Regions from separate parts of the Mus musculus genome. Here region 1 is linked to region 2. A link is a loop called in an ENCODE intact Hi-C map of the cell type or tissue named here. Cell type or tissue: left cerebral cortex. All regions are shown on one strand. Links, peaks and the distances in the headings refer to the core of each region. The heading gives the core; the rest is flanking DNA. Region 1 overlaps Zrsr2 (zinc finger (CCCH type), RNA binding motif and serine/arginine rich 2). Region 2 overlaps Ctps2 (cytidine 5'-triphosphate synthase 2).

What was found. Peaks named below come from ENCODE experiments on the same cell type or tissue, not always from the same donor. Only the 100,000 strongest peaks of a DNase experiment are listed, where the experiment ranks them.
Region 1: a loop joins it to region 2, with 2.1 times the contacts of the local background. A loop is called at or near these places in 4 of 42 quality-filtered maps.

What each region holds. Positions count from the first base shown.
Region 1 is chrX:163,931,338-163,947,920 of GRCm38, reverse strand. It overlaps Zrsr2 (zinc finger (CCCH type), RNA binding motif and serine/arginine rich 2), which reads left to right. Exons shown (of 11, transcript NM_009453.3): 8 at 4,608-4,821; 9 at 7,747-7,802; 10 at 8,506-8,615; 11 at 10,956-12,478. The coding sequence ends at 11,632. It overlaps Ap1s2 (adaptor-related protein complex 1, sigma 2 subunit), which reads right to left. Exons shown (of 6, transcript NM_001290379.1): 5 at 16,550-16,558; 6 at 14,255-15,788. The coding sequence ends at 15,741. Among named protein-coding and RNA genes, the nearest start is that of Zrsr2, 19 kb to the left of the region's middle. In left cerebral cortex, for the core only: no CTCF peak of the experiment used is centred there; a DNase peak (open chromatin) is centred at 9,141; H3K27ac peaks cover 295 bases.
Region 2 is chrX:162,907,007-162,923,589 of GRCm38, reverse strand. It overlaps Ctps2 (cytidine 5'-triphosphate synthase 2), which reads right to left. Exons shown (of 19, transcript NM_001168568.1): 3 at 13,411-13,581; 4 at 10,282-10,382; 5 at 2,275-2,391; 6 at 2,057-2,140; 7 at 1,120-1,200. It also overlaps the pseudogene Gm19107. Among named protein-coding and RNA genes, the nearest start is that of Ctps2, 14 kb to the right of the region's middle. In left cerebral cortex, for the core only: a CTCF peak has its summit at 7,726 (motif pointing left); DNase peaks (open chromatin) are centred at 7,709, 9,309 and 9,706.

The sequences.
Region 1 (16,583 bases), core at 5,792-13,791, 1.0 Mb before region 2:
TAGTTGAGGTAATGCAAGGTAATGATGATATTTTTATACTATGACTTTATGTGGAAGTCAAAGGAAGCAAGCGCTTCCTAACAGTAAGCGAGTCTGTCGGCGTGTGGCATGGTCTCATTACTACTTACCGTTTTGTGCTAAGCTGTCGGCGGGTGGCATGGTCTCATTACTACTTACCCACTCTGTGCCAGACAAGGGGTAAGCGGAATCATTGCTTTTCTTTTTCTTCTTCTTCTTCTTTTTTGTTATTTTGTTTTTGTTTTTGAGGTCTTACTGTGTAGTGGGCTTGGAATCCATGTCCCTCTGCTTCCAAAATGCTGAGACTAAAGGTGTGTGCTACCAGCTGGGCGTGGTGGTACACGCCTTTGATCCCAGCACTCGGGAGGCAGAGGCAGGTGGATTTCTGAGTTCGAGGTTAGCCTGGAAGCCTGGTCTACAAAGTGAGTTCCAGGACAACCAGGGCAATACAGAGAAACCCTATCTTGAAAAAACAACAAAAAAAGGTGTGTGCTACCATACCTAGTAATCATTTGGTTTCTTGAGACGGTCTCATGGAGCCCAGGTTGGCTTTGAACTCTCTATGAAGCCAAGATTGGCTTTGGACTACTGATCCTCCTGCTGCCATATCTCAAGTGTGTGCCATCATGCTGAGCTTATTTCTTATTTTTCAAGAGTACTAGCTTCAGGCTGGAGAGATGGCTTGGCCCTTAAGAGTATGTGCTGCTTTTCTGAGGACCTAAGTTCAGCTCCCAGCTCTGTGTCAGGCAGCCTCAGAGGATCTGATACTTCTTTGACCTCTACAGGTACCTATAGATATACTCCGCAATACACACAAATACACAGAGTTAATAGAACTTTGTAAGAATTAAAAGACAGTAGTAGTTCCCAACCCTGGACACACGGTGGAATCCTGTAAAAAGGAAAAAGGCTAAACAAAACTGTGTCTCACCTCAGATTGTGGAAACCAGAATTGTAGACGCGTAGCGAGTATTTAGATGCTTCCAGCTATTTCTGGTGTGTTCCAGGATTGATGTATAATATGTAGTACCTTGTGAATTTGATGGCTACAGTTGTGGATCGCCAGCCTGTCTGTGACTCAGAATCCGGTAAAGAAGTAGAAAGGGCTTCTTCTGAGGGACTGGGGGAACTGAGGGAAGGAGGCTACCTTCCCTTCCGTACCTTTAGAAACATTTTTCTAAGAAAATTCAGTGTCAAGTAGAAATAATAAAAGATGGCTTAAGAGCCAGTGAGATGGCTCTGTGGGTAAAGGCGCCTACTGCAGAGCCTGATTACTGGAGTTGGATCCCTGGATCTCCAAGGTGGAAAGAGAGAACTGAGTCCTAGTGATCCTCCAACTTTCACATTTGTGCCATGGTGTGGTGCATCCACACAAAATAAACAATGGTCTGTATAAAACACCTCCTGCCGAGGAAATATGTTATCAGAGGCACATGAAACTTTACCATCACAAACAGCAAAGGATGAGAACAACTTGGCTATTTGCATTGTTCAAGTAATGAGTTGGGGCATAGCATTGTGTGAACTTAGTTCTGGAAGCCCGAGCTGTCTTCAGACAACAGTTGGTCACATGCCAGAGAGACATTGCCATTGCTTGTTCTCTCTCTCTCTCTCTCTCTCTCTCTCTCTCTCTCTCTTTTCAAAATGAGGTCTTAATCTATAATGCAGGCTAAACTGGAACTTGTCCTGAGGAACTACATTCTAGGCATGTGAACACCTTGTCAGGAAGAGAAATAATTCCTTAACCTACGCATTTCTTTGGATGCTTGCTTTTGTTAAACTTTTTGGTTGTAGTTTTTAAAAAATTCTTTGATAGTTTCATACATGTCTGTAATGTATTTTGATCATATTTACCTCCATTACTCTCTTATCCCTCTGGATCCCTTCTTTCCAGTACGTCCGTCCTCTTTGAATGTCTTTTCTTTTTAAATAACCCACTGAGTTTAATGAGTGTTGCTTCTGTGTGCACAAGTGTGAGCTTATTCACTAGATTTTTGGCAATTTACTAGTGGTGACATCCCTAAAGTCCCCTATCTAGCAGTTTGACTGCCAGGGACAAGGCCTTTTGAGTACCTTTCCCCTCTCCATGTTAGGATGTTGACGGGCTTGATTGTATGCAGGGCTTATGTCTTAAGTCACTTTTTCTATTGCCGTGAAGAAACCAAGGCAACTCTTATAAAAGAAAGCATTTAATTGGGCCTGGCTTACAGTTTAAACGTGTTTAGTCCATTATCGTCATGGTGGGAAGCAGACTGACGTGATGATGGAACAGTAGCTGAGCACTGATCCAGAGGCTACAGGGAGGGGCTTTTGAAACCTCAAAGGCCATCCCCAGTGACACACCTTCACTTATTAGGCCATACCTTCCTAACCCTTCCCTCAACAGCCTACCAACTACGGACTAGACATTGAAATATATGAGCTTATGGGGTCCATTCTTATTCGAACCACCACATCTTGCAAAGGTAACCATAGTTGCTTTGAGTTCGTGAATGCAATGGCCATGTTGTGTCTAGGAAACAGTGTTTCACAATATTCAATTCCTTCCACTAGCACTTATGTTTTTCATCTCCTTCTGTGATGTTCCCTGGGCTTTGGAGCAGTTTAGAGGTGAGCATTCAATAGCCACTTATTCTTAGCACTTTGGTCAGTTATTAACCACAGTCCACTACAGAAAGAAGTTTCTTTAACTAAGGTTGAGAGCAGCAGTAGTTAGGTGCTAGGCCACAGAGATACCTTAATTACGACTTTGTTGTTGCTTTGTCTTGGGTGGTCTAGACCTCACTATATAGACCAGGATAGCCATTGTCCGGCCAGGGCCATTGTACCCTTTTTTCCTCTTCACTATTCCCTACTTTTAAACTTCCTTCCTAAGTTTTTCTTTCCCTTAAGTTTGTCTTACTGATATCTAATTAGCACCCCAACCAGGAAAATTTTATTTCGGTCTTTGAACTGTATTATCCCTTCTACTGCTTGCTTCAAGAGAAAGGAGTAAATGAACTCCTATGTTTTTTTTTTTTAAAGTTACTCTAGAATAGCATAGTTAGCTTAACCTTGTTCCATTTTAAACTATGAAAAAAAATTGTTCTTCACAGTTATTAGTTACCTTAAGTGAATAGAAATTAACTTATATTTATTATACTCTCTAATCGACCACGTGCCAGAGGTCCTGCTCTTCTCAACCACATGACTTGGGAAGGTGTGCTGCTTTAGGTTTCAGCTGCCTTTCTGTATTGCATTCTTTTCTGGTTGCTGTGGTAAAATATCCAGGAATTTAATGGAGAAAGAGGTTTCTTGGCTCATAGCTCCAGGCTTACAGTCATCATTGTGGGGAAGCCAAGGTAGGAGGGACTTATTGCAGCTAGTCAAGGGTGGTGATTTAATGCATGCATGCCTATGCTATTTGACCTCTCCAGGGTCCCCTGCCCAGGGAATAGTCCCACTCATAATTAAGATGGCTTTCCCCACATCAATTAAAGTACCAAGGCAGTCAGTCCCTCACAGACATTCTCAGACGATAACCTTAGCCTAGACAATCCTTTATTAAGACTCCTTTCTCTGATGATTCTAGAGTCTGTCAAGTTGACAATAAGTACTAGCCATCACACTTTGCAAAGTGAAAAAGTAAAGTACCATCAGCCTCACTAGGTTGTTAAGGATCAGAGTGGAGAAAAATATTTAAAAATACATGAAACTTTAAAATGCTATATATAGATAAAATGATGATACTTGAGTAACTGGAAAATTTTAAATTATCATATTGTCTCTTTTAAAATTAGAACTTTAAAATTCTATCTGTCTATCAACCATCTATTCTGTCTATCAATCATCTATCTGTCTATCTATCTATCTATCTATCTATCTATCTATCTATCTATCTATCTATCTGTTTTTGAGATATTCTCTCACCTTAAAACACTGGCCTGGAACTCATAGTTTTGCCTCTGCCTCCTAGGTGCTGGGATTAAGTGTCCACTACTGTGCCCAGCTTTAAAAAATTAATTATCATTGTATATGTGTAGGAGAGAGAGTAGTGTGTGTGTGTGTGTGTGTGTGCTTGTGTGTGTGTGTATGTGTATATGTGTGTGCGCATGTGTAGGAGGGGGGATATGGAGATCTAGGGATCAAATCCAGATCATTAGGCTTATGCAGCACGTGCTTTAACCCACTGAGTTATCTCACTGGTTCAGATTACTGAATTTCATAGGCATGAGAATCAGTTGAAGATTGTAGAAGCAAAATATATTTCTACATACAGCATCTTATTCTTGTCACTGCAATCTGTCACATGACTGGGCCTTCCTTTTCCCAATAGTTCAACATAGAGAAATCTCTATGAATGTATTCAAAGGCTCTTGAATGGCATATGACCTTGGAATTCATTCCTAATCTTGTATTTCAGTGAGAAATCAGCCAGTTTTACAACATTTTTCTTGAATGCTGTAACTGAGCCTCTCAGCAATGTTCATTACTGTGTAGTTAAGGCTAAACAGTCATGTTACTTGAGTCTTGCTCTTGAACTTAATGGTAAGCTTTTAATGTGTGATTTTGTTCTTGGACACATGAGTTCACTTTTCTTTCTTCTGCAGGTGTTCACGTAAACACAACTTCCCCACATCAAGTCCCACCTTGCTGATTAAGGGCATGTTTACAACATTTGGAATGGAGCAGTGTCGGAGGGATGACTATGACCCTGACTCAAGCCTAGAATTCAGTGAAGAAGAGATCTACCAACAGTTCCTAGACTTCTATTATGATGTCCTGCCTGAATTCAAGAGTGTGGGAAAAGTGATTCAGTTTAAGGTGAGCACAGACTGGAATGGGACCTGACATCTCCTGAAATACAGGGGCATACAGGGCATACAGGGCATACAGGGCATACAGGGCATATAGGGGCAGAGCTAGGGCTTGTTCCAAATATGCCTGGCCTGAGGCTGAGCATGGTAAACTTGGTAAACATTGTCTTCCTTTCCACTCCTCTACCCTGGACAGTGCCATGTAGATACACTCGGAAATCATAAGCATGTGTTGGCATGTTTTCTGAATGCTAGGGCCTGGGTTGGAAAGGGCTCTCTTGTTCAGTGCCTTTGTGCTACAGCTCTTTCCAGAAGTTGAACTCACTGTCAGGCCTGGTGTACATAGCCATCCAAGCCTTCACTTAGCTGCTGTCTCTAATGGACATGCAGCGCCTCACCCAGAACCCTGTTACATGTACCGACGTTGAGTTTCACTCACTGAGGAGGGTGAGATTTGGCTTCTGCTATTCCAGGGACTCAGTGGGTGAATCCCAACATGTAGGCCTCTTACTTTGTCTGTGAATTGATCATATCTGAACCTGAGTGACTTTGTGATATAACGACAAGGGAAGTACCCCTTATTTTGGAGAAAGTAGGAATAAAGCCATAGGTCTTTTTTCTTGCTGTCGGAAATGAAAGTATACAGTTGGACTAATCAAGTGCTATGGATATTTAAGAAATCTGAGATTACAATCTGCTTTTCAAATTTAAAATATAGTCTTTAATATTTGGTTTCCAAAGAAGGGGAAATAGAACGTAGTATTATAAAAAGATAAAGGAGAAACTAGAAAAGGGCAATTAAATGGGGAGCGGAAAAGGCTTTTTGTTTTTAATAACATTTAAATTTTAAAGGTGGTGGTGACACACACCTTTGATCCCAGCACTTAGGAGGAAGACAGGGAGGTCTCTGAGTTTTGAGGCCAGCCTGGTCCTCAGAGTGAGTTCAGTAAGGCTATATACAGAGAAATCCTGCCTCAAAAAACCCCAAATAAAGAAATAAGTAAGTAGTAGATAAACAAAGTTTAAATGTACAAGAAGTAAAAATTGGTCTTCCTCTTGGGCTGGCATGATGACTCAGTGAGTAAAGGCACTTGCCACCGAGTTTGACAAAGCTAAATTTAATCTTCAGGACCCACATGGTGGTTCCAAGGATTGAATGTAGGGCCTTGTACACACTGGGCAAAAGTGCTGTAGCACTTTTTCTTTTGAGACGGGGCTCACTCTGCAGCTCAGGCTGGCCTGGGCCCATAGTAATCCTTCTGCCTTAGCCTCCTTATTACTGGGATTTTAGATATGCACCACCAATCCTGACTGGATTAACTGATTTTTAAGGTCCCTAAGGCATGGGTGACACGAACAGCTGAGGCCCTTTAGTCTACTGTCTAAAGATGGCATTACAAATTGAGTAGGATCCTGTCCCCCTTAGGATGTTCTAATAACAACACCCTGAAGTAAGATGGGATAGCTTCATTTCTAAGATAAAAGCTAAACACCAGTAGGGATATTTAAGGGCTATTTATGTCATTTTAGACAAATCAAATTTGTAATTTTTGAAAGCAGTGATCAATTATTTATCCCTACTTATATGAAAATGAGGTATTATTCACAGCTACATGATGTAAATTCTATTAATATCAAGATCAAGTAGAAAATATGTACTAGTAAAGCTACTCGTGAGAGCGTTCATGTACAGCAGAGTGAAGTGGAAACCCACCAGAGAAGGCCTTACATCTACAGAGATGGCTTTGTGAATGGGAGAGTGCAAGCACTGTAGATAATTATGAGCAGACATATAAATATGATTTGATTAGTGTACTTTATAGTAGTTGAGGCATTAAGCTTGTATTACTTGACAAAGAATAAAGAATACCATCTATATAGAAATTATAGAGCCAGGCATGGTGGCACTCTCCTTTAATCCCAGCACTTAGAAGGAAGAGGTGGATCTGTGAGTTCAAGACCTACATAGTGAGTTTTAGGACAACTACAATTGAGTTTAAATTGAGGTTTTGTTTTTTGGGGTTTTTTTGTTGTTGTTGTTGTTGTTAATAAAGACAAATTGGAAAAACATCTGGACACACTCGCTGGTATTACTTTGGACCTTTAAAATTCGGAAACGTTTTCTGAGACAGGCTCTTTGTACAGAATTTTAAAAGTACAAAGCAATACCAGCAAGTGTATCCAAACTTTTGACATTGTGACACAATGTGATCTACAGAGTTCATGCCTGAGAACCACAATTGAACTGACAGAAGCAAAAACAAATTAGAAGAAAAATCATAATGTTTTAATTAAGTTTGTGATTTTTGTGTTTGGCCACATTTTTGTCAACTCATAGTCCACAGGAGACTACATGTGTTGGTTATATATCCAACCTGAATCAATCAGTACACACACACACACACACACACAGACACAGACACAGACACACACACATGTACATAAAACTTTTATATATCATTTTGGTTACTATATATTTATGTGTATGATATATTTTTTAGAATATATGTATGCCTATATGTATACATGTGTCTGTAAAAGTATGCATATATATAATCTGTATTCCAAACAGAAACATATCCGTACACACACACATAGCAAGTGCTCTTAACTGATGAGTCATCTCTCCAACCCCTGTATTCTGTTTTTTTGTACATTTTATGTACATGTTATGAAACATTTTATACTTAATAGGGTTTAAAACCCACAAACAAGGATCACCAGAGACCAGGCATTTGAGGTCTGTAATGTTGTTAGGTGCTTAGATTGGCCTTGACTTGATAGGAAAGTGTTCGCCTGTCTTGGACTCTGAGGGACTATTTGCCTGGACAGGATGCATGTGATCATTTGCTGCTTTTGAATACTTTGTGTGTATGTGTGTGTGTGTGTGTGTGTGTGTGTGTGTGTGACAGAATTCTTCTTTGTTCCTTAGGTCAGCTGCAACCTGGAACCTCATCTGAGGGGCAATGTGTATGTTCAGTACCAGTCGTAAGTATTGGGGACATACACACATCGTCCATGTTTCATCATAGCTATGGCATTGTTTCTTTGATGTCTGTCACTGAATATGTAGCTTTCCTATGCATGATACTTTTCAAAATGTCAATATGAAGAGCTCATAAACAGTCAAGATGTGAAAATAATACTCTTTTATTTCATTCTTTTTATACTTCTGAAGTTTTGATTCTTTCATACAGTATAATCTTCATAAAAATACAAACTGAATAAAGGCTAATTGGAATAGAGTAGAAAATACCAATCTAAGGTACAAAGGGTTAAAGCTCCCAATAGGGTGCACTTGACCAGATAGCAATGTAGTTACTGAGTCATTCCTGCATGTATTGCCATTTCTCTAAGCAGTGCCATGGCTAATGGCTTCAATTAGCCATAGTAGTAAGGACAGCAGAGACAGCATGGGTTCTAGCAAGGGGAAACACTTTTGCACATGTAATTGTCAAATCTTGCAGATTAAGAAGCTTTAACTAGCCAATTTCCATGTGACAAAACTTTTCGGAAGTCAATGAGAAAGGTCTCTGAATAAACTAGGCTGTGGGAATCTGAATGCTCTGAGGACTACCTAGGCAATACAAGAGCTGAAGTCCTACAGTAAGCGGACAAGGGGCTAATTTAGAGTAGGTTTGCTATGTTGTGAGAGTTACTATAAAGCACACCCTTGATTTTTGCCTCCAAGGGAAGAAGACTGTCAAGCAGCCTTTTCTGTTTTTAATGGACGATGGTATGCAGGACGACAGCTCCAGTGTGAATTCTGCCCAGTGACCCGGTGGAAAATGGCAATTTGTGGTAAAAGCCAATGTAGTGGTACCCTTCCCCCACAGCTAGCTGCACTATACAAAAGGGATCTTCATAGGAAGAAAGCAGTATTTTAGAGGGATGAAGCACCACTTTTGTCTCATACTACAGATGAGTAGTTCCATAAAGGACACCATAGTGTAGATATGGTTTAGATCTTTAACAGGTCTGTGCTTCACTCTGTGGATGAAATAAATGCCTGAGGTCACACTATATTGGTGACAGAATTGCAAGTTGATTTTCAGTCTTCAGATCCTCAGTTCTGGGTTCTGTGTGTGACACTGCAGCAGCATCTAAACTAAAGATACCCACACTAAACCACGCTGCACTTTCAAAGGTGTTTTCTATTCATTGGCTTTCCTCACTTGAGCTGTTTGTTTCAGGCTCAGTCCCTAAGCACTCTTCCGTCATGACCAGCACAATCATTACCCATGGCTAACATTTCCCACATTACTTGAAGTAGGTGTGGATCAGTTTAGTTGTACACTGGGTGCTCTCAGTTACACTGACTCATCTGAGCGCGGCTGCCAAACCAGGAATGATTCAGCACTGCACAGTAGCCAGCTGCTGTGAAGCTCTCATCATTTTCTGATTGCTAAGAGAGTGCCGAGCCAGATCAGTCTGCAAGTTCCCCAGATGAAGAGACACAAAGCTCTAATACCTCACGGGTATTCTTCTCCCTTCTCTCTGGGTTTTTCTGCTCTTCCTTCCCAGGTGCTTAAAACTGGCGTAAAAAATATGTAATTTATCAAGCAAGTCTAAATCTTGAACAGCCTTCTCTTAATGGATGCTGTCATTTAAGAAACATTTATGGTGGGCATGGATGGTACCACCTTACATTCCAAAACTTGTCTAGGGAGGCCAAGACAGGATTGTGAGTTCAAAGCCAGCTTGGACTATATAGTGAGACCTATTCTTGAAATAAATAAACTAATTTATTGATCAATTTTAAAAAGGAGGGGCTAGAGAGATGGGGATCTGATATCTTCTTTTGATCTCCATGGGCACCAGGCATGTATATGATGCACATATGTAAACACAGTCAAAACACTCACATACATAAAATAAACCTTAAAAGTTTCAAAACTAAATAAAAAATCCTGGGCAGTGATGGTGCACATCTTTAATCCCAGCACCCTGGAGGCAGACACAGGTGGTTCTCGGTGAGTGTGAGGCCAGCCTGCTCTCTACACAGGGGGTTCCACGACACCCAGGGCTACACAGAGAAACCTTGTCTTGAAAAATCAATCTCTCTCTCTCTATTATATATAGGAATACATACATATATATATGTGTATATATATGTGTATATATGTGTGTGTATATTTGTGTGTGTATATATATGTGTGTGTGTGTATATATATGTGTGTGTGTATATATATATATGTGTGTGTGTGTATATATATATATATATGGAATTTTCGAATTCCTTGCTAGGAAAATGAAAACCACTATTACACCCTAAGATTAAGGGTTGGAAGCTGGGCGGTGGTGGCCCATGCCTTTAATCCCAGCACTTGGGAGGCAGAGGCAGATGGATTTCTGAGTTCGAGGCCAGCCTGGTCTACAGAGTGAGTTCCAGGACAGCCAGGGCTATACAGAGAAATCCTGTCTTGAAAAACCAAAAAAAAAAAAAAAAAAAAAAAAGATAAAAGATTAAGGGTTGGGTATATAAACAGGATGGTAGTATATTTTTTTTATAGGAAGTTTAATTTTGCAAGTTTCTAGAGTTCTAGAAATGCAGGGTGATTCCAGTGATATACTTGAGTAAAACTCAAACCTCAAACCAGGAGTTTTGTTTCGTTAAAACCAGCAACAAAATATAAACAGCTTTAGTATTTTTCTCAGTAACTAATAACTAACTTTTTTGTCTCATTATTCTGGTATATCTTCTTTAGAGAGATCTCTATTTAGATAGTTACCAACTTCTAATCAGCTACATCATTTTATTATTCAGCTATAGTTCTTGATAGATTCTCTATACCAGTACCTGATCTCCAAGGTCATCTGAAAATACTTTCAGCCACAAAAGTGCCTTTATTTTGTTTTCTTTGTGTGTGTGTGTGTGTGTGTGTGTGTGTCTTAGAGATAGGACCTCCTGTATTCCCAGACTGGCCTTAAACTCACTATGTAGCCCTGGCTGAACACTACTGTGTCACCATGCCTGGGTATTTATTATGTTATTCTTATTTTGTAAAGAACGTTGAAGGATTCCCCCTCCTATGTTAGACCTTCAGAGCAGTGTATGAAAACAATCCATCCTCAGACTTGAGAAACAGAGCGAGTCGCAGTAATACAGTGGTAATTGCTGCCTCTCACTTGCCCTTACAGGCTTATTTGAAGTCCAGCAGTGTCCAAGAGGAAAGCACTGCAACTTTCTTCACGTGTTCAGAAATCCCAACAATGAATATAGGGACGCTAATAGAGACCTCTACCCGTCTCCAGATTGGACTAGCTCCTCCTTCGGTAAGAATTCAGAGAGGAGGGAAAGGGCCAGTCACTATGATGAATACTATGGCAGGTCAAGGAGGAGGAGGAGGAGCCCGAGTCCCGACTTCTACAAGAGAAATGGCGAGTCTGACAGGAAGAGCAGTAGCAGACACAGGGTGAAGAAATCTCACAGATATGGAATGAAGAGTCGTGAGAGGCGCAGTTCACCCAGTAGAAGAAGAAAGGACCACAGTCCGGGCCCCTGGAGCCAGAGCAGGAGGAGCCACCGCAGCAGGAGTCGCAGTCGCAGCCGCAGCCGCAGCCGCAGTCGGACCCGTAGCCGAAGCCGGGGCCGGGGCCGGAGCAGGAGCCGGAGCCGGAGCAGGAGCAGGGGCCGGAGCAGGAGCAGGGGCCGGGGCAGCGGCAGGGGCAGGGGCAGGGGCAGGGGCAGGGGCAGGAACCAGAGCAGGAGTTGGAGTCAAAGCCGGAGCCGGAGTAGTAGCTCGTCAAGGTCCAGAAGTCGTGGCAGGAGGTCAGGTAGTAGAGACAAAACCACCCAGAGTCCCAAATCTAAATAAACTTGGTTGTTTTTAAATATGTCTGTCTTTTTATAGCAGCTACTCACCTGTATAGATAGATGATGCTAGCTAATGCTATCATGTAAATCATACTTTTTGAGAAATTATACACACACACACACACACACACACACACACACACATGAAATTACTTGTAATAATAACCTCGAGAGCATCAGTTAATGCTGGAGTGATGCTTTACTATTTTTTCCTGTTTTCTGCCTGTGCACCTCTCCCCCTCCCTCCATCTCTCCTTTCCTCCTCTTTCCCTTCCTCCCTCTTCCTCTTCCTCTTCCTCTCTGTCTCTCTGTGTATGTGTGTGCATATGTGTGTTCAGAGGACAACTTTTAGGGGTCATTTATACAATGTGATCCAGGAATTGAACCGAGGTGAAGCTTTTACACCAAGGACCTTTACTCACGGAGCCATCTTCTCAGCCCGCCTTTTTTCTTGTTAGGGGTCCACACCCTTTATTTCTGCTTAATGTATATGGGTGTTTTGCCTGCATGTATCTATGTGCAACATTTGGGAGCCCAGTGTCCGTGGAGGCCAAAGAGTATGCCAGATCCGCCTGGAGCAGAATTATAGATGATTGTGAACTGTCATGTGGGTCCTGAGAATTGAACCCAGATCCTCTAAAAGTACACTTAACCACTGAGCCATCTTTGCAGCCCTACACACTTTATTTTTTAATTCAAAGGCCATATTGCTTTGATGGTTTTCACTCAATTGTCTCATTTCATCAATCTGATGCTCAAGTCCCATAATTCTTATTTTTACTCACTACATAGAGTATATCTGCCAATAGACTTGACAACATTCCTATTGTTGGATTTTAAAGGTGGCCCTCTTATTTCTTAGAGTAAACTATATCAAGAAAGGTAATCCAGGTTTCCTCCCAGGAAGACTCCAAGCATCACTCTAACCTTTTAGCACTCACAGCACAGAATTAGAATTTTCAGCTTTGCTACTTTGGCAGGGTTTAGGTATTGAAGTGAAGGTTTTTATTATCACTAATTTTTTCTACTTTCTGGCCATTTCTTTTAAAATATTCTATTTTATTTTTCTATATGTAAAAGTAGATTTTTTTTTCTCTAAAACATCCCATTTCAAAATTTTGAAGTACCATTTCCATACTTCTCTTTCCCCATCTCTTAGAGTTCCTCCTTCCCCTGGGGGCTGCCAGGGTATATCTTGAATAGTGTGTTGTGAAAGTTTTTTATAAAGAGGTAAAGGATTTTGTCATTTCCCAGGAAATTAGAGTTGTCAGTGTTGAGTACATCCAGTGTTAAACCCAGTCCTTGTGTATGTAACCAGCACAAGAGTGATCATCAGTGAATGTGGTCGCTACCGGCTCGGCTCGTGGCCATTATCCCAGCTTTCCTGAGACGCTTTCTTCGCAGACGTTCATTGTCAGGCTTTGGGCCTCCAAGCTCACTGTCACATGGCACTTAGCAATCTGACATTTGGGAATTCAGTAAAGATGCATACAAGTCATGTGCAGTAGCTTATGCCAATACTCCCTGCACTTGGGAGGCGACCCTGCCTCCTTTTTAAAAAGAGGAAAAAAAAAACAACCAAAACAGGTACAAAGTGCTCAAAGTTTAACAAAATCCAACTTGTTCCAATTCTAAATGCCTGCTTCATCCCCAAAATGGTAGGTTTCTAGATTTATTGGGTTTATTAATACTGTATGGCTTTAAGTACGTTTGGTATTTTTAAAATACTGTTCAAACTGCAGCTAAGATTATGTCAAGATAATTTTGTATGTGTGGTGCTGAAGCTTCAAACATGGTAGGCAAGGCTGCTCCCACTGAGTTACATACCCAGTCCTAACGCTGAGAATTCTTAGATCAGGGTGGGAAAGGAAATAAAACCCATCTTCTTGAGCGCAAGACAAGCAAGCAAGTTAGGACTTGCCCTTAAATGTTAATGGGCCTGTATACAGTGCAAGGGACGTTTAGAAAATCTGATTGGGTCATTACCCTGATAGGAACTTTGAACTTACCTTTTCCATAAGGAATGGGTGCCTGCGCATGTCTGTGATAAACCCGATTACTGCTTATGACTCAAATCTGCATCACTGACAGAAAGCAACAGGCTTGATAGTGAACAGCTGCATTTACAAGAGAGGCCCACTGGACACGCAAACTGTATATGCCCCGGTACAGGGGAACGCCAGGGCCAAAAAGGGGGAGTGGGTGGGTAGGGGAGTTGGGGTGGGTGGCTATGGGGGGCTTTTGGGATAGCATTCTAAATGTAATTGAGGAAAATACGTAATAATAAAAAATATTAAAAAAAAAAACAAAGGCACTTTAGACCTACAAATGCCTCTTTCAAATTTGATGAGAATCCTTCCCTTGATCTTAAATGTCTCCGGTTTAGAATGCAATAGTTCCTATTTGCAGCAGCAGAAAGGCCCCATAACCATACTCTTACTGTAACTAGAAGTTTCGATTTGCTGCTTACATGAGGCAACACACTCAGCAAATATTAATCTGTTTCTGTTGCATGAACTAGCAACTTTCTCATATGTAGGAGATGAGGATTTGCCATTTGGCTATCACTTGACTATCTGGAATAATCGAGTTGCTAAATCAGAAAGCGTATAAAAGTCAACTGCATCATGGCTTAAAAGCGGCATTTATTAATTGAAAATGTGTTGTAAGTAAGTAGCATAGAATCTATGTGATTTTTTTTTACTGAGTTGAAATACATGAACATTCCTTGATCCTTCTGCTATTTTTGTGCGTGTGTGCGTGCGTGCGTGCGTGCGTGCGTGCAAGCGCCATCACATTTCGCTGCAGGGCTGGGGTGTCAGATGGAGAGGAATTGTCAATATTGTATGGGAAGAAAAGAGTACCCTTCCTTTAGAAGATCTCCCTAGTTGAACAAAACTTTTGGAAAGAGAAAAGCACACCACAGTGTTGCAGAACATTTATTACATTAATTGGTGATGTGATAAGACAGTTCCGGTGGCTTGAAAGTTGTTCACAATCACAGCAAAGCTTACTCCAGCCTAGCATATTACAAGGGAACATAGAAATCAGGGAGATGTGTTCAGGTATGTGTCAGGATGTATAAAAGTGATGCCGCGCATTTATACAGCTTCAAAAAATATAGGGCCAACCAATGCCACTTTGCTCAGTCAACTCTCACTTTGCTATATGAAAGGTATCTTTTAAGCTGTCATAAGACTTCCAACGACTAGACAGTGACAGGAAAGAATAGGGAGCTGCTGTCAAGTCTATAGCACTTCTAACTGGAAGGAAGCAATAGGGAAGCAAAATAAATTTGGCTTTAACAAGCACCCCGGAAGGAACATTCATGCTTTAGATAATGACTTTATGTAATACTTCGTGAAGAGAGCAACATACTGTTAGGAAGAATACCTGGTAATTAACCGTGCTATTTTATTTTGGGGCATTGAAAACACGATTATGACCACCAAAACTTCACCTCAGGGAGTCAAATGTTACTTGGCCTTAAAAATTATGTGCTCAAGATTAGGAAAGTCTTTGTTCCTTGTTCCATTCATTCAGAATACTTAATGAATTTTAGTGCAAAACAGCATCATTCTAAGTTAGTCCTCTAAAAGCATCTAAATTCCCTTTGATTTAAAGTATATTGTATCCAATATGGGTATTTGGTATCAATTTGGTCGCTGACATTTTCAATAAACTTGCATTAATTTGATCTGTGTGATGTGTCAATTCCTTTTATTTTTTATGTGTACTGAAATGTTACTCTAGTCTTTGGTTTCACATAATTTAAGTTTCCTTTTTTAAGTACAATAGTAAATGTATTTTGCCAAACTGTTGGATAATACATGGATATAGACATATTTTATATAAGCACATAATTATGAGACTGGCCTTTATACTTTAAAATGTCTGTATCTTCCTAATTCATATTTATGTCCCTTAATTTATCATTTGATTAACCAAAGTTCCCTTTAAAAAAAATTGGGTAGGCCTGAATGAAGCAGCTTAGCAAAACAGTAATACTGACAAGACATCATCTTACACCATTAGCTAACATGGACATGAGAGGCAGTGACCATCTACAGTGTGAAATGCCACAAGAAGTCATCAGCAAGGGAGGACAGTTATGTCAGTCCAATTTCTTCAAGAACACTACGTGGGGTTTCAGCTTCCTGTGGAGGGAAAATGTGAGACTCTGGTAAGCAGATACAGAGAGTCTTGAGAATATAAAAAGCTCACATGAAGGGCACGTTCATTATAGAGATTAAAGAAGGCAATTCAGGATCACAGGAATAATCTGCTGACAGCCAGTAGTTTTCAGATTTGTGTCTAAAATGTCAGAAGAATGTTTTTAGCACTTACTAAATACCTATTATTGACTAATGTGTTGGGTATCGCTATAACACAAACAGCAATCAAGCCCATTGTAAACTAACTAGCAACAATGTATAAAAATACATACAGAAAAATATTATCTAAAATATTAAAATTCAAAATGTCTTCCAAATGAAAAGCTCCCTCCTCTCAGGTTTTTAGTGTGTTTGAACAAACTTTCAATGTTCACTTTTGTCACATGTTATCGAGAGAAATGTCTGCTTGTGTCATTTTTCCTTAACTGTCCACTACAGTGCTTTAGAAAAGTTACCTTCCCAGACCTCCCCTGGGCAACCACTGGCACTGGTGGAGGTGACATACAGAAAAAACACCATGGAACAAAAGCTTTTTTTGTCTTGATGTAAGAATGAATATTTGTTTTTAAATATTAAAGACAAATCAGCCAAATCTAAAAGAGATATTTAAAAAATTTCCAAACTGACCAATTTTATACACTACAAAAATAAAAAAGGACCATATAGGCCAGACGTTTGGCTATTACTAGCAACTTTAATAGATGAAAATAATGTAAGATTTTGTTAACCAATAATAAACTTACTTTTGCATCCTAATTATGAGACAGCACAAAACAA
Region 2 (16,583 bases), core at 3,127-11,126:
TTGGAGCGCTGGTACAGGCCTTAGGCTCTACAGTGGCCTCAGCTGGAATTCTATCTCCCTTCTCTGAGCTCTCAGCAAGCCAATGTAAAATGCTTTAGTTCCCAGTCTGGAAACAAGGCTGGATTTGCTTAATTCACATGCAAAGCACTGGGCCAAGACACAGTGGCTGAGAACAGAGAGTGAGAGAGGGAGGGAGGGAGGGAAGGAGGGAAGAAGGGAAGAAAGGAAGGAGGGAGGAAGAGTAGGAGGGAGGGAAGGAGAGAGAGAGAGAGAGAGAGGGGGAGAGGGCAAGACATCCCTTCTTTTCAAACAATTCAAGCTTAGAAGCCTGAAGCAGGGGGCTCTCTATCAGCCCATTACCCAAGCACAGATACCCCATTAAGCAGCTGTGAGACTGTAGAGAACTCAGAGCTCACATGAAGAGTTTCTAGCAAGCCTCACCCTGGTCCTGAGATCCTGTCACAGCACTCTCTAAACTGGAGCCAGCTGCAGCCCTCACATACATACCCTAGACTTTTTGGGAACAAGAGCTAGAAAGAAAAGAGAACTGTAAATGTCAGAATACCCAGGGTTGGAAGTCCTGCAGGACAGAGAACGGGAGCCTACATTATGGTAATTTCTGGAGCGATGAAAGCAGCTGGGCCACTTATACCATCAGAAAATATAGCTTGAATGCCAGCATGCTTGTGTGGTTTAAGGTGTGTTAAGCTGTAACAAAAGAGAAATGAATGAAAGCAGTATGTGTTCCAGCAAAACACAGGACAAGAAAAAAAAATGCCAGAGGTAGCACAGAGCTCTCTTCTCAACAAGTTTCATTGTGCTAAAAAGCTCACCCTGAGCTGCAAGCGGTGGCACATGGGATGTAGAAGAATCAGGAATTCAAGGTCAACCTGGACTACCTGAGACCCTGTGGCTTAGTGAGTAAAAGCACTTGTCACATATCCTCACAACCTGATTTTGATCTCTAGAACCAACAGAAAGCTAGGAGAGAATGGATTCTATCCACAAAGTTGTCCTCTGACCTCCGCACATTCACGGCAGAAGCCCTCTCAGACACACACACACACACAGAGAGAGAGAGGGGGGCGTATTTTAATCTAAAGAGCACCAAGCACCAACCTGTTCAGGGTTCACGTGACAAAACATAGAAATCTTCTCCTTCACAGCCATCTCAATGGGGGTTGAACTACGGCAGACGATCTGTGAAAGCCAGTTAGGCATGGGTTAGCAAATGGGAACAGGCCTGATCAAATTCATTGTTAGAAAGACATTATACATTATCATTTTCCTACGAGAGACTAGACTAAGGATGCACTTGTTTACTGTGGGCATTCCTCTGTACCATGAGAAATTGGTCTGACCACTAGGCATAAGCATGTGTCAATCAAAACCTACCAGAAATCGTTCAAACCATCACAATGTCTCCGGCGAACAGTTAAAGCTCTAAAGGGCTGTTTCATTAAATAGAAGGAGAGGTGGATCGGGAGTTGGCAAACTTTCACTAGAGAGCCACACAGGAAACATTTTAGCTTTCCAGGTAAGGCAATGAGGGTCCTGCTAAGGTCTGTGCCAAAACAGCTTCAGACTACACGTTAGTGAATGAGTAACTGTGTCCATAAATTCTTTCTTGTTTGGTTGGTTGGGTTTTTTTTGGTTTTGGTTTTGGTTTCTCAAGACAGGGTTTTTCCGTGTAGCCCTGGCTGTCCTGGAACTAGCTCTATAGCCCTGGCTGGCCTCCAACTCACAGACACCCACCCGTCTCTGCCTCCTGATTCCTGGGATTAAGGCTAAAGAAATAATCTTTTCTTGGCTGCCAGACACACAAAAAAAGTTTACTGTCATTTGAGAGGGACAAATAACTCAGATGTGTAGTTAAAGATTAACGTGCTAGGAGCAGAGCTCAAAAGCAAAAATCCATGCTTATGTATGTACAAAGCTCTAGGCTCCATCCCCAGAACCAAAACCAAAAGAAGGAAATAAGCCATTGATAGTGGGTGATGTAGCTGGTGATATAGAGGCCCTTAAAGACAAACTTACCCCACTGTGTTTAACTCACCAGATCCGGAGACAAGCCCAACCCTCTCAGCGCACGGACACTGTTTTGCGTGGGCTTGGTTTTTTGTTCTCCAGTAGCACTGGGCTAAAAAGAAAGGAGTGCCCATTAGTATCAGTGGACATCTAATTCATGGCTCTTGGATTTCAAATGTCGCTCCCATAACATATCAGAGGAAAACCGATCAAAGTTACTACCCACGTACTGGAAAAAAAACCCACCTGTGGCACAAGGCTGACATGAATATTATAGAAATTCTCTTTCTTGGCTTTAAACTGGAACTGTCGGAATGCTTCCACAAATGCCATTCCTTCAATGTCTCCAATGGTGCCTCCCAGCTAAGGGAGGAAAACAAGAATAAGACACAAATGACCAAACATCTCCCACAGCACACAAATTAATGAAATTTGCTTGGTTTTTGTTGTTGTTTTTTTTTTTAAGTCAAATAATTTTTTCCTAGCTGACCTGGAACGCCCTATATAGACCAGGATGGTCTCTGAAGTCACACAGATCTGACTGCCTCTGTCTCGGGAGTGCTGGGATTAAAGGCATATACCACAACAAGCAGCTAAATTAAGTAATTAATTACTTTGTGAGTTTCACACATAGCCCAGGGTAGCCTGGATTGCTACATAACCCAAACTGGCCTTGAACATGTAACATGAGCCACCTCACGTGGCTTAGAAATAATTTTGTTTTGTTTTGATTTTTTTGAGATAAGGTTTCTATGTGTAAATCTGGCGGTACTGGAACTCCTTGCTCTGTAAACCAGGCTGGCCTCAAACTCAGAGATCTTCCTACCTTTGCCCCCTGAGTGCTGTAATTAAAGGTATGCACCACCATCCCCAGCATTAGAAATAATTTCAATAAACTGAGGATAAGATAAGAACTAAAATTTAATATTTTTACAAGATCAGAAATCTATAAATGCTTAAAATCATTAAATTATGCACTTAAAGTGAATGAAATTTTATGACACTAAGTTAAACTTCAATAAAACTATTAATAAAACAGCCTGGTCTGGTGAGAACTCTCTAATCCCAGCACTGGGAAGACTGAGGTAGAAGTATCCCAAGTTCAAGAGTGCCTGGAGTACATATAACCTACCCCCCACCCCCAAAGAAATAGAAAAAGAAAGGCCAAAGTAGGGTGACAACAAGAAGCTGAGGCAGGACTGCCTTGAGTTTGAGGCCATCTGGACTTCATTGTGAGTTCCAGGCCACCTTGGGTTACAGTGAGACGGTCTCAAAAGAGGAAAGAAAGAGGCTGAAGAGATGGAGAGATAAAAGGCACTGGCTGTCCTTCCAGAGGACCTGGGTTCAACTCACAGCACACACGGCTGTTCCCAAGTGCATGGTAACACCAGCCCCAGGGGTTGCCCTCTTCTGGCTTCTGAAGTCACTACATAGACATGGTACAGACATACATACAGGAAACACACACACACACACACATTTAAAAAGTAAAATAAATTTTAAAAATTAAAAAAGAAGAGTATTAGCCAGACAGTGTTGGCCTTCGCCTTTAATCCCAGCACTCGGGAGGCAGAGGCAGGTGGGTTTCTGAGTTTGAGGCCAGCCTGGTCTACAGAGAGTTCCAGGACAGCCAGGGCTACACAAAGAAACTCTGTCTCCAAAAACCAAAAGAAAAAAAAGGGAGGGAGTATTAGGACCTAGGTAAAATATTAAGGACTATATTATGTTAAGGCCTGGGGAAAATGTTAAGGCCTAGGTAACTGTTACCTGGCTAGCCTGCCACTATAAGGTAACTTTTTCATATGTTTCTGCTGTTACTAGAAAACTTCTTTTTTAAAAAGACTTATTTATTTATTATATGTAAGTACACTGTAGCTGTCTTCAGACACCCCAGAAGAGGGCATCTGATTTCACTGCAGATGGTTGTGAGCCACCATGCGGTTGCTGGGATTTGAACTGAAGACCTTCAGAAGAGCAGTCAGTGCTCTTACCATCTGAGCCATCTCTCCAGCCCCACTAGGAAACTTCTAATGCCAAGATTGATTACATATTCTGTTATGTTCTGTGCCCTTGAAAACCAATAATGATAGAAGTCAGTAGAACTGCTTTGTATATTGTACCCACAATAAGCTTGGACAGAGCCAACCAGCCAACAGCACTTCCTGCATCTATGTATAAACTTTATGGTATCTGCCTTTATAAGCTGCCCCCCGGGCCCCAACATAAGAGAGACACCTGCACCAACCCAAGAAACTATTTGGAATAAGACTTCCATTTTGAGTAATGGTCAAGTAGGAGTTTAAGTTCCCATGACCTCCCTGGGAACTGGCATCCTACTAACAAAAAGAGACATCTACGTGGGTAACTGACATCCTGGTTGGCAAGTTTAGGCAAGGCAAGTGCCCTGCCACAGTTGACTACCCCAACCAACAGGAGCAGGATAAGTGTACAACAAAGCTATGTTCCTAAGAAAATTCTCTATCCCTAAATCCTAATTGGTGAAATAACTTGGCACAGATGTTTGTGAGTTTGGGGCTTAAAAACCCTGAAGGATCTTTACTCACCCAAGATCAGGTTCAGTTCCTGTCTTAGTCAGGGTTTCTATTCCTGCTCAAAACATCATGATCAAGAAGCAAGTTGAGGAGGAAAGGGTTTATTCAGCTTACACTTCCATACTGCTGTTCATCACCAAGGAAGTCAGGACTGGAACTCAAGCAGGTCAGGAAGCAGGAGCTGATGCAGAGGCCATGGAGGGATAGTCTTTACTGGCTTGCTTCCCCTGGCTTGCTCAGCCTGCTCTCTTATAGAACCAGGACTACCAGCCCAGAGATGGTACCCACAAGGGGCCTTTCCCCCTTGATCACTAATTGAGAAAATGCCTTACAGTTGGATCTCATGGAGGCATTTCCTCAACTGAAGCTCCTTTCTCTGTGATAACTCCAGCTTAAGAAAAGTTGACACACAAAACCAGCCAGTACAGTTCCTGATTCCAGACCCATGGCCCTGACCAACCCATCCTGAGGCTTATGTTCAATAAACTATCCCTGTCTATCTGAGATTGGTGTTTGTGTAGTTTGTGAGGCAATTCCTGGACCCCAACAGAGAGACTCAGGAACAATGAACTCATAAGCAAGTAGAAAGTTCCAAGGGCTGGCAAGGTGTCTCAGTGGGTAAAGGCACTTGCCACCAATCCTGATGACCCATGTTCAATCCCTAGGACCTACAAGAACTGACTCCCACAACGTTTCCTCTGACTTATATAGGCATGCCTTGGCATACACAATGTGAGACATGTATGCACACACATACATACATACATATATATATACACACACACATACACAATAAGTAAACATAAAATAGAAAGGTCACAATAAGTAAAATGAATGCAAGAAAAAAATTATCCAAAACATAGACCACAGAAGAGAAAGGTAAGACCATTTCTACCAATAGTTCTAGTTAGAACAAAATACTCAAATCCTGTGATAAGAAAAATTGATGGCCACTTGTTTCTGCTTCGGTAGTTGGATTGATAGACAAAAAATGAGCATTTTCAAATTCTCTTTCCATCCGCCTCTCCACATACAAATGCAAACACATAACATACTTACACGTATTTAAATAGCCTCCTAATATTGAAACATGCTGATTATTATTACTAAAACATTTCTAATGCTTTAGTACTGGAATGAATGTTCCTGATGGTATAATCACTCAATATCAACAACATGTCTCCAGTAAGGTTACTTAAAGCACTTCACTTTGAGATTGATAGACATTCGCCTTTACCTAACTCAAAGTTAAAAACCAGATTAAAAACACAAAGGCAATCCCACAGATTTTAAAATGACTTTGCCAGCATTTGAGCATCTACTACAGGATCAATACTACAGGCAATATGTTGGGAAGAACTAGAAACACACTAGCCAAGATTAATGAAACACACCTGTAATGCCATCACTCAAAAGGCAGAGGCAAAGCCGGGCATGGTGGTGCACGCCTTTAATCCCAGCACTTGGGAGGCAGAGGCAGGCGAATTTCTAAGTTCGAGGCTAGCCTGGTCTACAAAGTGAGTTCCAGGACAACCAGGGCCACACAGAGAAACCCTGTCTCAAACAAAACAAAACAAAACAAAACAAAACAAAACAAAAAGGCAGAGGCAAAAGCCAGTCAGGGCTACATTGTAGAAAACTACTCATAAAAAGCTCAGGATTTTTTTTTTAAGCGGGGTCTTATATAGCCCAGGTTGACCTGGAACTTACAATATAGTCAAAGATGACCTTGAACTTCTATAAAAAACAAAGCCTCACACCTGGAATCCCCAGCACTTGGGAGAAGACAGATAGCTCAATAGTTCAAGGTCATCTCAGCTACATAGCAAGTGTAAGGACAGCCTGGGCTACATGAGAATTCAAACTAACAAAAGAAATCATACGGAATCAAAAACGTAGCGGGGTATAATTTCTCACTAACTATAAGATAGCAAAATTAAAAAAATAATAATGAAACAAAAACAACTCTGAAAGATAAACAGCCTGAGGTAGAAGCAGTTTGAGGCCAGGCTTGAACCAAGATCCTGCCTTTAAAAATAAAAGGAAAGGAAGGAAGGAAGGAAGGAGAGATGGAGGGAGGAAGGGAGGGAGGAGGAGAAGGGGGAAGAGGAGAAACAGCATCAGCATCAACAGCAGGAAGAGGAGGAAGGAGGCTTGGTGAGACACATCTGTAATCTCAGTAGTGTTTAGGAGGCTGGAAATTTGCTGTAAATTCAAGCCAACCTGGATTACATACTAAATCCAAGGTTAGCTTGAAATACAGGCAGAAACACTGTCCTAATAAATACAAACAGGGTCAGTGGTTCAGTCACTAATGTGATTGCCAGGGAAGCATGAGGCCTTGGGTATAAAGCTGTGCACAGCAGTATATGTCTGTAACCCCAGCATTCAGATGAGAAGGTGTGGGGTGGAGACAAGCAGATCCCTGGAGCTTGCTGGCCAGCCAGTCTAACCAAATCAATAAACTGCACGTTCTTTGAGAATCTGTCTCAAACAATACGGTAGTGAGCAATTGAGAAAGATATCCAATGTAGGCCCCTGGCTTCCATGGGTATTCAAATATACATGCACACATACAGCAAACACACACAAAAATAAGTAAAATTTAAAAGACTGACCAGGCATGGTGGCTATCACCTTTAATCTCAGTGCTCAAGATAGAGGCAAGTGAGGCAGGTGGAGTTCCATGAGTTCAAGGCCATGAGTTCCAGGTCAGCCAAGGCTACATAGCATGTCCTGTCTGGAAAAAAAAAAGTCTGTACTTAAATCAAACCTTATGGAAACATGTTCAAGGATTTTGTCCTTTGTGTTTTTGTGGTGCTGGATTCATAATCCAGGGTCTCACATATGCTAAGCTAAGCAAGTGCTCTACTACTGAGCTATATATCCCTAGCCCTCTTCTGTCTTGTCTTTTTGTTTGTGAGTTTGGGGGGTGTGACAGCATAACTCTGTAGCTCAGACTGGACTAAAGCTTGATAGGTAGCCAAGGCTAGGTTCAACCTTTTTCCCTACCTCTGGAGTGTTGGATAATAAACTCCCAAACCCAGCTTCCTCTTGTGCTTTTTCAATTGGGGATCTTATAGCTGTCACTGGAGGAGGGGAGGTGACCGTGACTTTAAATGTTATCCATTCCTGCCCTCATGTGGTCTATTGTGGCACTGCATCCTCCCATCCACTTGAAGTTCCCTTTTACTCTGCCTCTAGGTCACGAAGATGGTCCCATCTTACCGCAAGTTTGTGTTTATTAAATTTACAATTCGAAAGTAGATAATGCATACGTTTTAAATAACTTACACTATAATGTGCTGTTACAATTGTTCTAGTTTCTTGTTATTCTCAACCTTTTATTATACCCAACTTATAAGTTAAAGTAGTATACAATCCGAAGTGATGGCATCCTACTGTAATTCTAGCACTTGGGGAGCTGAGGCATGAGGGCTGCTGTAAATTATAGGCAAGCCTGGGCTACATAATAAATGAATCCCAGGCTAGTCTGAACAACAGTATGAAACTGCCTCAAAAAAAAAAATCAAACCCAAATTTAAAAAAAAAAAAAAAAAAGACCTTGATCATAGGTGTGATGGTTCCTATATGCTCAGCCCAGGGAGTGGCACTATTAGGAGGTGTAGCATTGTTGAAGTAGGTGTGTCACTGTGGGTGTGGGCTTTAATACCCTTGTTCTAGCTGCCTGGGAGTGAGTATTCTGCTAGCAGCCTTGAGATGAAGATGTAGAACTCTCAGCTCCTCCTGCACAGTGCCTGCCTGGACGCTGCTATGCTCCTGCCTTGATGATAATGAACTGAACCTCTGAACCTGTAAGCCAGCCCCAACTAAATGCTGTCCTTTATAAGACTTGCCTTGGTCATGGTGTCTGTTCACAGCAGGAAAACCCTAACTAAGACAATAGGTATCTATGGTTAAGACGTATACATTAGTGTTTGATACTAGATACGGTTTTGTACAGACTGGGGGGGGGGGGTGGAAGCTTAACTGCAAGAGAGGACTCCATGATGCGGTTTTCATGACATTATCTTCCATAACTAGGTGAGAATTTATAGGAAATGGGAAAGATGCCGCTTTGATGTTATCTAGCCTTTTCTTAAAAAAAAAAAAGATTTAATTATTTACTTTATGTATATGAGTACTTAATCTGTATGTACACTTGCATACCAAAAGAGGGCTAGCCTGAAACTCTCCACATAGACCAGGTTGGCCACCAACTTACAGAGATCTACCAGCCTCTGCCTCCTGAGTGCTGGGATTAAAGGTGTGTGCCACCACACCAGCCTTCTTTTTATCTCACCTGTGATTTCTAAGCAGAACCAATAAACTCACTGAATCACAAAAGAAAAATAGTAGTAGTAAGCAAAAACCTAAAGACGAAGAATGCAGCTCAGCAGTAGAAACTGAAGTCCTGAGATCAGTCCCTAGTACCACATAAGACTGGATATGGTGATGAATGCCTGCGATCCCAGCACTTGGAAGGGAGAGGCAGGGACTTCAGAAATTTGGCTACATAGAGGAGTTTGGGGCCAGGGGTATATGTCTTTTTTAAGGGGGGCCCTGGAGCTAAGGAAATGACTCAGTGATGACTACTTGCTGTGCAAGCCTTCACAACCTGAGTTCAGATCCCGAGAGCCCACATGAAAATCAGACACAGTAGCACACGTGTCTAGAACTGTAACATGACACTAACAAGACATGGGATGTAAAGACAGGACCACCAGAAGCTCACAGGCCAGCTAGCCAGGCATACAGAGCAGAGAGCAAGAGAGACCCTCTCTCAAACACGGTGAGAGTGGAAGTGGAGGAACAACACTCATGGTTGTCCTCTGACCTCCACATGAGCACGGGGACACAGACACACAGACGCATGCACAAACATACACATGAACACAGACAGACACACACATATATACACACACACACATTTTTATTTTTAAGAGGAAGCACTTCCTTGGTATAAACCAGGAAGGAAGAAGTACCTAGGTAGAAGACAGTTTGCATAACACACTACATTATTCAGACATAAAGGAATGAAAGAAAGGTGAAAGCAGTCAACAGGGAGCAAGTCCAATGCTGCTTTCTTGAAATGGCAGCTAGCACCTCCCACCTCCACCATCTGCCTTTCCCAGCCCAATCTCCACTTTCCACAGCACTTTGCACATATTTCTCCAATACAAGGAAAATATGCTCTGGGATCTGGATGTAGCTCATTTGGTAGCATACACGCCTGGCACACATGAAGCCCTGGACTCAATCCCCACCACGGCGTAAGCCAGGTGCAGTGACACATCTCTGTAATGCTAGCACCTGGCAGAAGGATCAGGAGTTCAAAGTCTTTATTGACTATATATCAAACTAAAGGCCAGCCTGGGCTCATAAAACCCTGTTGACAAATAAATAATATACTCCATTAGTATAAACAGTGAGTCTATAGACGCCTCAGACACAGAAACTGTCCATTTCTGGCTCCAGCCCCAACAGTGAGTTCATTACTCAACTGCCAGCACACACCTATCAGGCATACTCACCTCAGGAGAACGTGTTTAATAACTGACTTGTGATCATCTTTGCTGTTCCCTGCTGGAACCCCACTTCCCAGCCTAGTTTACAACACCCAGGAGGGGAGAGTGAATGATGACTGGATACTTAGGGACCCAGAAGAACAGTAGCTTATGAAGAAAAGTCCCATGCTTGCCTCAATAACACATATCTGGGGATCTTCCTTATTGCCATCCACAGACACCTTGGCTTGATTCATAACCCACTCCTGGATAGCATCAGTAATATGGGGGACAACTGCAGAAAGAAGGAATAAACAACACAGCAGGTTACTTCATGTTCATGAGAAACGAAGCATTTAGACCTCCCAAATAATGTGAAAGCCACCAAGCAAATCAGACCAGCTGGAGCTCTTATGCCATTGTTGCCATCTCTGGAACCAGTATGGACTGAGGAATCCAAGACTAGTCATCTCCACAGGCCTTTGCTCTTGAAGCAGGCCAGATATAGAGAACAAGAAACAGAAATCAGGAGTACTATCTTTGGTGAGGATGAGAAAACATCAGACTGGAGAGATGGCTCAGCAATTAGTACTTCCTACTTTCCCAGAGAATCTGAGTTCAATTCCTAGCACCTACATCTTAAGGCTCTCAATTGCCCGTTACTCTAGCTCCAGGGACTCCAGCAACCTCTTCTGGCTTCCAAGGGCACTCACACACATGTGGCATACATGTGTATAATATACACACAAAAAATCTTAAAAAAAAAAAAAAACTCCTAGAAACTACCTATAGTGTCATTTGAGCACTGGGCAAGGGAGGCTTCTGGGTAAGGCAGATGCTAGCATCCATGGCAGAAGATGGCCAGCAGCTGTACAGGGCTGGAGCCTAAGTACTGGGAAAAACAACAGTCTGTGGAGAGGTCCACTCCAAGGGTGTAGATGAAGCCCACCCTCTCACCAGTGCTCCAGCATGGAGACTTCAAAATCCAGCTGGATATTGTTTTAGTCTTCTATGGCTTCTATAATTACCATAAAACAAAATATCTTGGTGGGTTGTTTTTTTTTTTTCTTTTTGAAACAGAGTCGGTCTCCCTGTGTAGTCCTGCATAGCCTGAAACTCGCTATGGAGACCAGGCTATACTTGAACTTGTGGTAATTAGTCTGCATCTTTCTGTACCACCATGCCCAGCCAAGAATATCATAAATTTAATTGATTTTTCTTTTTAAAATTAACTTAGATGTGGATGTTTGTTTTGACATCATGTATGTATGTGTATCACATGATGCCTTTTGCCTTTGGAAGATAGAAGAGGACACTGGATCCCTGGGTCCCCTGGAACTGAAAATATACGCAATTAGCCACCCATATGGGTGCTGAGAACCAAATTATGGTTTTCTCCAAGAGCAAGTGTTCTCAACCCATGAGCAATCTCTCCAGCCCCTATTGGTTTTCATTTTTGAGGCAAGGGTTCATATAGCTCAGGCTGGTGTAAAACCTGCTCTGTAGGTGACGATGACATGGAACACCTTCCTGTTTCCACCTCTCAAATGTTGATATTACAAGTGGTCATGCAATTCATGAACTTAATAGTTTAAAACAATAATAATTACTGGTAAGATGGCTCAGTGGGTAAGGATGATTGCCAACAAGCCTGAGGACCAGAGTTCAATTCCCAGACCCTACATGATGGAAAAAGAGAACCAACTCCTGCAGTTATCCTCTGACTTCCATATACACACTATGGCATGCAAGCATCCACAAAGATACACACATACATATACATGCAAAATAGGGATAAATGTAATAAAATAATAACAAGCCCAGGTATAAGCTAGCACCCAGGATCTTGAGGGAAAATGACTGCCATGGGATTAATGCCACCATGGGCTCCAAAGGAAATTTCAGGCCAGTCCAGACTACTGTATGAGACATTGTCTGTGATGGTGGCAATGCATGCATGTGTTTCATTAATCCCAGCACTTGGAGATAGAGGCATGCAGATCTCAAGTCCAAGGCCAGTCTGTTCTATAGAGTGAGCTGTTTTATGAAAACCAAGGCTACACAGAAAAACACTGTCTTAAAAAATCAAAAAAACAGGGCTGGAGAGATGGTTCAGTGGTTAAGAGCACTGACTGCTCTTCCGAACGTTCTGAGTTCAATTCCCAGCAACGACATGGTGGCTCACAACCACCCATAATGAGATATGACACCCTCTTCTGGGGTACCTGAAGACAGCTACAATGTACTTACATATAATAAATTTTTAAAAAATCTTTAAGAAAAAAAATCTTTTTAAAAAATTGAAAAACAAACAAACAAACAATAAATAAATAAATACATAAATAAAGGCCAGGCATGGTAGCGCACACCTTGAATCCTAGCACTCAGGAAAATAGAGTATGCTGACTTGAATGGAATGCCCCTATAGTCTTGGGCATTTGAATACATAGTCTCTAATTGGTGGCACCTAAGAAGTAGGGCCTTGTTGGAGGAAGCGTGCCACTGGAGGTGGGCTTTGAACGTTTAAAAGCCTCACACCATTCCTGCTCTGCTCTCTGTGCTTCTTACTTGTTCAAGATGTGAGCTCTAGCTTGCTTCTCTCAGCAGCCATGTCTACCCCATGAGACAGGAATGGACTCTCACCCTATGAAACCATCAGCACAAATAAGCCCTTCTATAAGGTGCTTTGGTCAGGGACTAAATCACAGAGGCAGGTGGGTCTCTGTGGATTCAAGGCCAGCCTGATCTACATAGCAAGTTCCAGGTGAGCCAGAGCAACACAGCGAGACTGTCTCAAAACCAACAAAAAAAAATCAATAAATAACATCAGGACCTTGGGATATATAGGTCAGTTAGTAGAGTTCTTGCCTAGCCTGCATGAAGCACTCAGTTTGACCCATAACACTACATAAACTGGTGTGGTGGTAAATGTCTATGATCCCAGCACTTAAAAAGATATAGGCTGGAGGATTGTTACATTCAAGGTCATCCTTGACTACATAGCAAGTCAAATACTATCCTGGAATACATGAGATCATTTCCAAAGAAAGAAAATTAAAATTTAAAAAGATTATCCAATAACAAAACAGATGAAAATATATTCAGGAATATTGGAGGGAAGGCGATCTTTAGAAAAGAAAGCAGAGGGACTGGAGAGATGGCTCAGTGGTTAAGAGCACTGGCTGCTCTTCCAGAGGTCCTGAGCTCAATTCCCAGCAACCACATGGTGGCTCACAGTCATCTGTAATGGGATCCGATGCCCTCTTCTGGAGTGTCTGAGGAAAGCTTAGCACACAGGGCCCATAATGTTGCGGAGTAAATACCTTGAACAGTTTTCCCCAGGTAATCACCGCGCCTCTCTTTGTTGATCACATGCTGATATATCTTCCCAGTGGTGATGTTGTTGTCTTTATAGAGATTAATGTCCAAGAATCTTTCATAGTTTCCAAGGTCCAAATCAACTTCTCCACCATCATTTAAAACAAATACTTCACCTACAATCAAAAGGCAGTGTAGAAATTAAAACTTACTCCCAACAGATTAGTTTCCAGCCAGACAAGGTAACTCAGACCTGTAATCCCAGCCCTTGTGAAGCTGAGGCAGAAAGACTGCAAGTTCAAGGCCTTCCTGAGCTACAGAGAGAGTTCAATGCCAGCCTGGACAACTTTTAGAGCCCTTGTTTTAAAAAGAGAAAAGCAAGGCTTGGGATGTAGCTCAGTGGTAAAATGCTTGCCCAGCTTTCGTGACATCCTAGGATCAAGCCCTAGCACTGCGAAAGAAATAAAATACCCGGAAAGTTTCAAACAAAACAAGACTGCTCAAAGTGGCCAAAGTCCAATGTCAAGATGCATGGGATTTTACTCCACAGCATGAAATAGGATAAACTTCTCAAACAAAAACACAATCTAGAGCTGGAGAGATGGCTAGGCAGTTAAGGCCACTTCCAGAAGTCCTGAGTTCAATTCCTAGCAAACACATGGTTCTGTAATGGGACCCGATGCTCTCTTCTGGTGTGTCTGAAGACAGCAACACAGTGACTATATATATATATATTAAATTTTTAAGTGCATACTCTTACAGGGGACCCAATTTTGGCTCCCAGCAACAATATCAAGAGGTTCCAAACTACCTGTAACTTCAGCTCCAGGGCATCCGATGCCCCCTTCTGGACTCCAGAGACACCCACACTCACACAAGCACATACCTACAAACATATATGTAAAGTTTTTTTTGTAATATTTAAAAAATACAAGCTATGACTTTCAGAAGCTCTGTGTGAAGGGACTTATACAGGGTTCTCCAGCATGGCCTTGTTAGCAGGCCCAAAGAAGCCAAGTCTGGTGCTGAAACTGCTGGAAGACTCACATTTTCTGAAGGATCTAAACAAGTCCAATGGTGTACACACACACACACACACACACACACACACACACACACACACACACACACAAAGGAAGAAAACCTCAACCCCGGAGTAAATGTTCTGGGCCAACTACTTTCAACACTTTCTGCAAGCCATATCTATGACTACTTTGCCTAGTTTGGTGCTATTAGCAGATTCAGACAGTCCAGAAGAAGTAAATGGACTGGAAACAGCAGGGGCTATCTATGCCTTTGTGGAGTTTGAGTCTGAGGACATTGCCAAGACAGGTGCAGAAACAATGGATAACTACATTTTTGGTGAAAGACTTACATTGTGTAAAGTTATGCCACCATAAAGAACTTTTTAAAGAGTGGAATGTTCAGTTTCATCAATCACCATTTCAGGCAGTGAAATGCTATAATCAGAAACTCAAGGACATTTGCAAATGTTGAAGACTGAATATCGGTTTACAAAGAAGTAAAGGCCGGGCAGTGGTGGCGGAATCCCAGCACTTGGGAAGCAGAGGCAGGCAGATTTCTGAATTCGAGGCCAGCCTGGTCGACAAAGTGAGTTCCAGGATAGCCAGGGCTATACAGAGAAACCCTGTCTCAAAAAACAGGAAAAAAAAAAGTAAGAGGAGGGGGGAAGGGGAGGAGGAGGAAGAAGAGGAGGAGGAAAAGTTACTCCATGCTCCAGAAGAGACTAGCTAAGAAGAGAATGGATTATATTCTCCCTTCGTTGGTCTTACCTGATCCTAAAGGGGAGGGGGGCTGGATTTCAAACAACATTCTTAACACTCCTGAGGATTCTAAGGTTAACCAGGCTTTACCTACCCTAAGAGAAAAGCTTCCAGGTGTACCCAGGAAAAAGGAGATGATGGAAAGAGGGATTTGTAGAAACATTGGTAGGAACCGTAAGAGGTCTAAGAAGAAGAAGTCTGTGGACACCCAGGGTCCCACAGCAGTTTGTACACCAACGTTTTTGGAGAGATGAAAATCACAGGTGACAGAAATCAGTGACAATAAAGATAATGAAATCGTTTTCAAACTGCCTGTGCCCCCAGTGAAAGAAAAGGGGCAAAAGACTCCAACACCTGCAAGCCCTGGGGAAAAAAAGACAGAACAAGCAGTGGTCCTGACCTGTTTTACTAGGTGCGGTGACATGCAAGTACTGAGGAGACTGTTGAAGTAAGAATACATGTTTGGTTTTGCCAGTGAGGAAAGCCACCGGGACCCTGGCTGCTTTGCCCTTTCCTGTCCTGAGTTTGTATTCAGACCTCATAGCTCCCTTAGTTTGCCTGAAAGTCAGGTTTAACTACCACCAGCAGTCTTTGTGACCCCTGCCCCACCCCCCACCCCCCACCCCCACATGGTGCTGTTTGACTGACTGTGTGTGGTTGTGTACATAAAACCCAAAAGATAGGTCAAGGCCTCAACCTCACGCCTCTGAACCTAGAAGTTAAACCGAGAGAGAGAGAGAGAGAGAGAGAGAGAGAGAGAGAGAGAGAGAGAGAGAGAGAGCAGTCCAGTCCAAGTGGCAATAGATTTGCACATGCATCCAAGTACTGAGGAAGAATCTAAAATGACCTGTTCTTTCATCCATAATTAATTGCAGCTAAGCTAGTGTGTAGGCTTCACCAATCCATTTCAGCAGTTGTATTCAAAATTCAAACCACCGCGACCAAACTTTTCCGCAATTTATTTACACACAAGCGAACCTAAGAACTTTGGGATGTTCCCATCTGTGCCCTTTCTATCCTTTTGTATTACTAATTCAGGTTTGTTGGCTATACCTGTCAATCACCTCCAAAAAATGCAAGCTACCACAGCCTAATAAGTCCTTTACAAACAAAATTAAATTCTAACAAGATACTCTTTTGCTTGTTTTATTCTCAAGCTAATAATATTTAAGAAACAGAAACTATGGGCTGGCGAGATGGCTCACTGGGTAGGAGCACTGACTGCTCTTCCAAAGGTCCTGAGTTCAAATCCCAAAAACCACATGGTGGCTCACAACCACCCATAAAACAACCCATAATGAGATCTGATGCCCTCTTCTGGTGTGTCTGAATACAGCTACACTGTACTTATGTATAATAATAAATAAATCTTAAGAAAAATTTTTTAAAAAGAA